Linked DNA regions of Homo sapiens: region 1 is linked to region 2. Evidence: chromatin contacts called from ENCODE Hi-C or POLR2A ChIA-PET data. All regions are on one chromosome and are shown on one strand. Each heading gives the region's core, a stretch centred on a gene start or an enhancer-like site at or near the end of the contact. The rest is flanking DNA. Distances are from core to core; before and after follow the strand shown.

Region 1 (2,739 bases), core at 54-2,553, 930 kb before region 2:
AATTGCAAAACTTGGAAGCAACCAAGATGTCCTTCAATACATGAATGAATAAATGAACTGCGATACATTCAGACAATGGAATATTATTTGGCAATAAAAAGAAAGGAGCTTTCAAGCCACAAGACATGGAGGAAATTTAAATGTATATTACTAAGTGAAAAAAGCCAATCTGAAAGGCTACATACTCTGTGATTCCAACTATATGACATTGTAGAAAAGGCAAAACTATAGAGGCAGTAAAAACAGTAGTGGTTGCCAGAGGTTAAGGAGGGATGAATGGGTGGAACACAGAGGATGTTTTAGGGCAGTGAAACTACTCTGAATAATACTATAAGAGTGGATACTTATCATTATAAGTCATTTGTCCAGACTCAAAGAACGTGCAACACCAAGGCTGAATCCTAATATAAACTATGAGCTTTGGGTGATAATGGTGTGTTCATCAATTGGTTCATCAGCTGTAACAAATGCACCACTCTGGTGGAGGATGTTGCTGAGGGAGGCTATGCATATGTGGGGACAGGGTCTATAGAAGAACTCTAACTTCTGCTCAGTTTTGCCATAAACTATTCTAAAAAAATAAAACTCATTAATTAAAAAAGTAATGGGTAGGGCTGTGGGAGTGGTGGTGAGGACAGTGGTATAACTGAGCATCACAGAAATAAAGGATATGAGAGTAGGTCCTTGCCCTCGGACTTATCCTAGAGGTAGGGAGAATGCATAAATGCACAGAATTCTTGCTCAAATCTATCAAGCACCTCCTACTTGCCTGTCACATTTACATCACACAATATCTTCACAAAAATCCTGCACTGTAATTTTGGCTCAGAGAAAATCAACGATTTTTTTCTGAAAGTCACATGACCACAAAGTGGCAAGGCCAGATTCAATTGCTGTTCAGCTGGCTCTACATCCGGTTTTCCTCTGTAACTAACTGCTGGAAAGGTAAAAGTGGTGAGTAAGGGAAAGGTTTGCTTTACTAAACACATCACGCTTCAGAATCAACTTTGTATACATGATACACAGCATGCCAATGGATGGGCTGAGTTTGTGACAAGAGGGAAAACACAAAACCACATCATCATTTATTTATTTCACCATTAAAAGAAAAATAAGAGGCTGTGAGGGAGGAGGTGATGGAAGGAATAATTAACAGAGAATCATTATTACTATCCAGAGTAATTGCCTTCCTGGAATTTCTCGTAACAAGGATGCAAGGTCATTTGTAATGGACAAACAGAGGCACACGTTCCTGGGAGTCACCCTCTCTTTGATAGCGAGGAAGGAAACCCTCGGCAGCTCTGGAGCCATGCCAGGGAAGCTTGCTGCACAGCTGGGTGCCAATATAAGGAGTGGCTTGGGCCCAGGGAAATCTATCTTGGTTCATCACAGTCACCACTTTGGCACAGGCCTCTTGACCCTTCATGTACTGGTGGGAGGACTCAAGTGGCAGGAAGATGCAGAAATGCAGGGGAACAGAGGGGAAAGTAGTGGGAGAACTCGGAGTAGAAAGCTGCATGCTTTCAGGACTGGCCTTTAGCTTCATCTCAACACTTCTGTTTTGTGGCAGCCACTCTGAGAATCTAGTTCAGCAGTATGAACTGCTTTCATAGGGCCCTTCACTACAGTTACTGAAACCTTTTTAACTTTTTATCTCAGATGTTGTTACAACAGAGTTTTCTCCACCCTTTGAATACCACCTAAGGGACTGATTGTCTTCTTTGGCCAATGGCAAGGCTCCAGTCCCCAGAGACATTACCTAACCCACTAACCTGTGGCCCATCTTACATCAGGAGGCCTAATACGAGGTGGGCGGAGCTTCTCCCACACAGTACCCTAACAGTGGACATTTTCCCCGACATCCAGAACCTTAATCCATAGTTCTAGTTATACGGTGAAAAGAGAAATCCCTCTCTGAATGTCCTTTCCAGCACCCAGTGAGGAATAGCACAGAGCCTTTGTTGTAACTAAGTTCCCCAGGCCCCTCTAAACCCAAGCAGGCTTCCTCAAGTCTCCTTTCTTCTCTGTAGTATGCGGCTGGGACTCGGCCCATCTTCTTCACCTCTTTCTATGTTCACCCACCGTATTCTTTAATTTCCATCCTGGTGGAAGAGGGAGTTAAAATCTCCCTACCTGCCTACTTCCTTGCTACTCCAAAGGGAGAACAAAGGCTTCACTCCTTACTGCTGCAGGGAAGAAGTCAATACACACATATACTCACACGCTTACACAGACACCAAACAATTTTAGTACCTTACAAAGCTCTTGTCTGAATGTCATTAGACTAATTTTCCACTCCCGTCTCAGATGGTAATTATAGGTCCTTGTTACGGTTTAGAATATTTTCCCACAAAACTCATAGCTCACTGCAGCCTTAAACTCCTGGACTCCAGGGATCCTCTCACCTCAGCCTCCTGAGTAGCTAGGAGTACAGGCATGCGCTACCACGCCCAGCTTGGGAACTTAAAAATAGTGTTGATACCTATGTCCCACTTCCAGAGATACTGATTTAATTGGTTGAGAACCAGCAACCTATGGAGAACAGTGGTTTTCAAACTTTAGTGCATATTAGAATCACCTGGGGAGCTTGTTAAACCAGATTGCTGAGTCCTATCTTAGAGTTTCTAATTTGGTAGGTCTGGGAAGTGAGGCCCTAGAATTGGCCTCACCAATTCTGGAATTTTCTAACACGTTTCCAGGTGATACTGATTCTGCTGTTGCAAGGAGGGGAAGGACACT
Region 2 (2,828 bases), core at 11-2,510:
AGGATATAAACCACCAATTATTGTAGATGAAAACAAATCACATAAGGGTAATGACTGAACCATGACAAATGTTCGTACTCAAAGGAGGAGAGAAGGGAACCTAGGCTTGGAAAACAGCGCAAGAAAACACTGAGTCCTTAAAGCTGACAGCCCATTTAAGACAGGAAGCAGACCACTGTGTCTGGAGCACACAGTCAAGCTGGGGTCAGATAAAGGACATCCTGGGGTGACAGACTGGGAAGTCCAGACTTAAATTTATGAGTAAAGGCAAGGAGGGCTTGGTAGGTGAGGGTGAGGAGCTGTGTTTTGTGTTTTCAAGTCCCCAGTGGTACTATAATCCATACACCCATGTTCCTAATGACCAGCTGAGGCTGCAGTGCTGAACTGAGGGTGAGGTTGGTGGTGGCGCTTAACAGACTAGGCACCCTCCCCAGCAGGAATCCAAGGGGTAGGGAAGATAATCCTAGGGCAGCAGAGCCGGAGACCCAGCACAAACCAGCAGCTTCTGAGCTGGGCTGTGAGCTTGCCCCACGCAGTCCTGTGTCCCGCAGACACACGACAGGAAGGGGCAGAGAGCACACAGCAGTGCCTGAGAACCCAGGCTCTGGAAAGAGCAATGCACTCTAGCCCCACTCTGTGTGCCCCAGACACATTCCCCAACCCCAGCAGCCCCAGGTCGTCACCTGTCAAAGGGCCAAAACAGGATTAGGGGATGTTTAGCAGCTAACCTGCGCTGAGTGCTTCCTACGTACCAGACACCGTTCCAGTGCTTCGAGCGCTAATTTATTTAATTCTCACCCTGTGACACAGGTGAGAATTCTATTACTGCCCCATTTACTGACAAGGAGGCTAGGCACTGAGAAATTCTGTAACTTGTCCAAGGTCTCACAGTCAATGTGTGCCATGCCAGAATTGGAACCCAGGAAGTCTGGCTTTATAACTCATGCCTTAATCATTATTCACATTTCCTAATAAATAATATTTGCTAGTTGACTAAATGTAAACAGGAAACAGAGGGCTCAGAAGTGAAACAACTAGGGTTTTTTGAAAAAAACATTTTAGCTTAAAAAAATTAATTAAAAAATAGTTAAGATGGATTTCAGAAGGAAGGGGTATTTCATAAGCCAAGGAAAACAAGCGGAGACCTGTCAGTCTCTCTAGGATCAAACATCCCAGGCCAAAGAAAAAGGTGGGCACTGGGGAGGGAGGGGGCAGTCACCAGACACCGCCAAGTGTCACAGTGAGCCCAGAAATGTGTGTCTCATGAAATCCCAGTGTAAATAGGGAACTACAAGCTAAAACAATGAGATGGCATTTTAACCATTAAGATTGGCAAATTTAAAACTCTGAAAGTATTAAACATTGGTAAAGAAGTAGGGCGGGGTTGGCCTATATTGGTGATGGGAGTGTAAACTGGTATTCTGGAAGGCAGTTGAAAGTGTCTTTTAAATTTAAAATGTGCACAACTTTTGTCCCTCTGATTTCAAACCCCACTAGAACAACGGTTCTCAAAATGTGGTCTGGAAACCCTGAAACCTGAGACCTTTTCAGGAGGTTCACGACATTAAAACTATGTTCACGATACTACGTTGTTACTTACCTTTCTACTCTCGTTCTCTCATGAGTGTATGCAGTGCAGTTTTGGGGGCTACTGATGTGGGATATTACAACATAATGAATGAGAATCCAGAATCCAGTCATCTACTATGAAATGAAATATTAAGTAGATTTTCAAAAATAGAAAATAATGCTATTCTTATTACTAAGTTTTTGTTTTATAATTATTTTTCATAAAAATATGTTATACCTGAACATGTAATGGGTTTACTTTAAATCAATTAATAAATATTTTTAAGTCTGTCAGTTTTAATTTCTAATATGATAAATACCAATAGACAACAAAATCTCTTTGGAATTCTCAAGAAATTTTAAGGGTGTAAAGGGGTCCTAAGACCAAAATGTTTGAGAACCACGGCTCTAGAGAAACACATTCTGCACAAAGAAGCACATGCAAGGATGTTCATTAAACCACTGTTTGTAGTAGGAAAAAGTGGAATGAACATACTAGCCCATAAACAGACGGTTAAATGAATTGAGGTATAGTCACATGATGGAAAATTGTGGCACATTTAAAAAGATGAGGCAGATCTGCATGCACTAACATGAAGATATCTCTGGGACATATTAAAGATAAATGAGCAAACTGCAAAAAAATGAGCACTGTAAAAGAATATGCACTAAACAGGAACAGTAGTTACCTCTGGGGAAGAAACTGAGATTGAGGTGTGTCCATAAAAAAGGGCAGGGCTTTAATGTTTCCTCTTACTGTCTGAACTTCGACATATATAGACATTTGGCAAATTAAAATTAACCTGGAAAACTCCCTCCACTGCCACACCAGCAGTAAGGTGAGGGGACCTCCTGGGGCTGATGCAGTGAGCACCCCAGGACAGCCATGGGGTACCCATGAATGGGCCTGTCTCATTAGCTGAAGCACCAAGTCCATGTATAGCCTATTTATCCTTCATACTGAAATATTCACCACTTTCTGAACCGATCTGGAAGTTGTAATCTTTTTCAAAGCATTTCTACTCTATTTAGCCCATCCATTATTTATTACAGCTTCCCACAATTACAAGAACAGCAGTAATAGAACTTCTGACCAACCAGCTATAAATTGAGGATTCCTACAACCCCTTCCTATGGTTCATTCATTTGCTAGAGTGACTTACAAACTAAGGCAAACCCTTTACTTACTATTGGCAATTTACGAAAAAGGATCTTTTAAAGGATACAAATGAACAGACAGGTAAAGAGATACACAGAGC

What was found. Hi-C counts contacts between places; a loop is a spot of excess contacts on that map. ChIA-PET counts read pairs that join two places held with the same protein, here RNA polymerase II (POLR2A). Pooled maps may share reads with other maps.
Region 1: a loop to region 2 is called in a map of ascending aorta, with 4 times the contacts of the local background. The contact joins two enhancer-like sites. A Hi-C loop is called at or near these places in 3 of 168 maps with a recorded cell type or tissue (CD8-positive, alpha-beta T cell, ascending aorta and gastrocnemius medialis), 1 of 37 single-sample maps with no recorded cell type and 8 of 50 pooled maps. POLR2A ChIA-PET finds 5 or more read pairs at or near these places in 2 of 52 experiments (GM12878 and activated T-cell).

What each region holds. Positions count from the first base shown.
Region 1 is chr11:95,073,598-95,076,336 of GRCh38, reverse strand. No RefSeq gene overlaps it. Among named protein-coding and RNA genes, the nearest start is that of SRSF8, 8.0 kb to the right of the region's middle. Within about 2 kb of position 1,303, at least 19 of the 41 ENCODE cell types and tissues checked have a DNase peak (open chromatin) inside an H3K27ac peak, as active enhancers do.
Region 2 is chr11:94,139,828-94,142,655 of GRCh38, reverse strand. The region is part of intron 1 of PANX1 (pannexin 1); the gene reads right to left. Among named protein-coding and RNA genes, the nearest start is that of PANX1, 12 kb to the right of the region's middle. Within about 2 kb of position 1,260, at least 4 of the 41 ENCODE cell types and tissues checked have a DNase peak (open chromatin) inside an H3K27ac peak, as active enhancers do.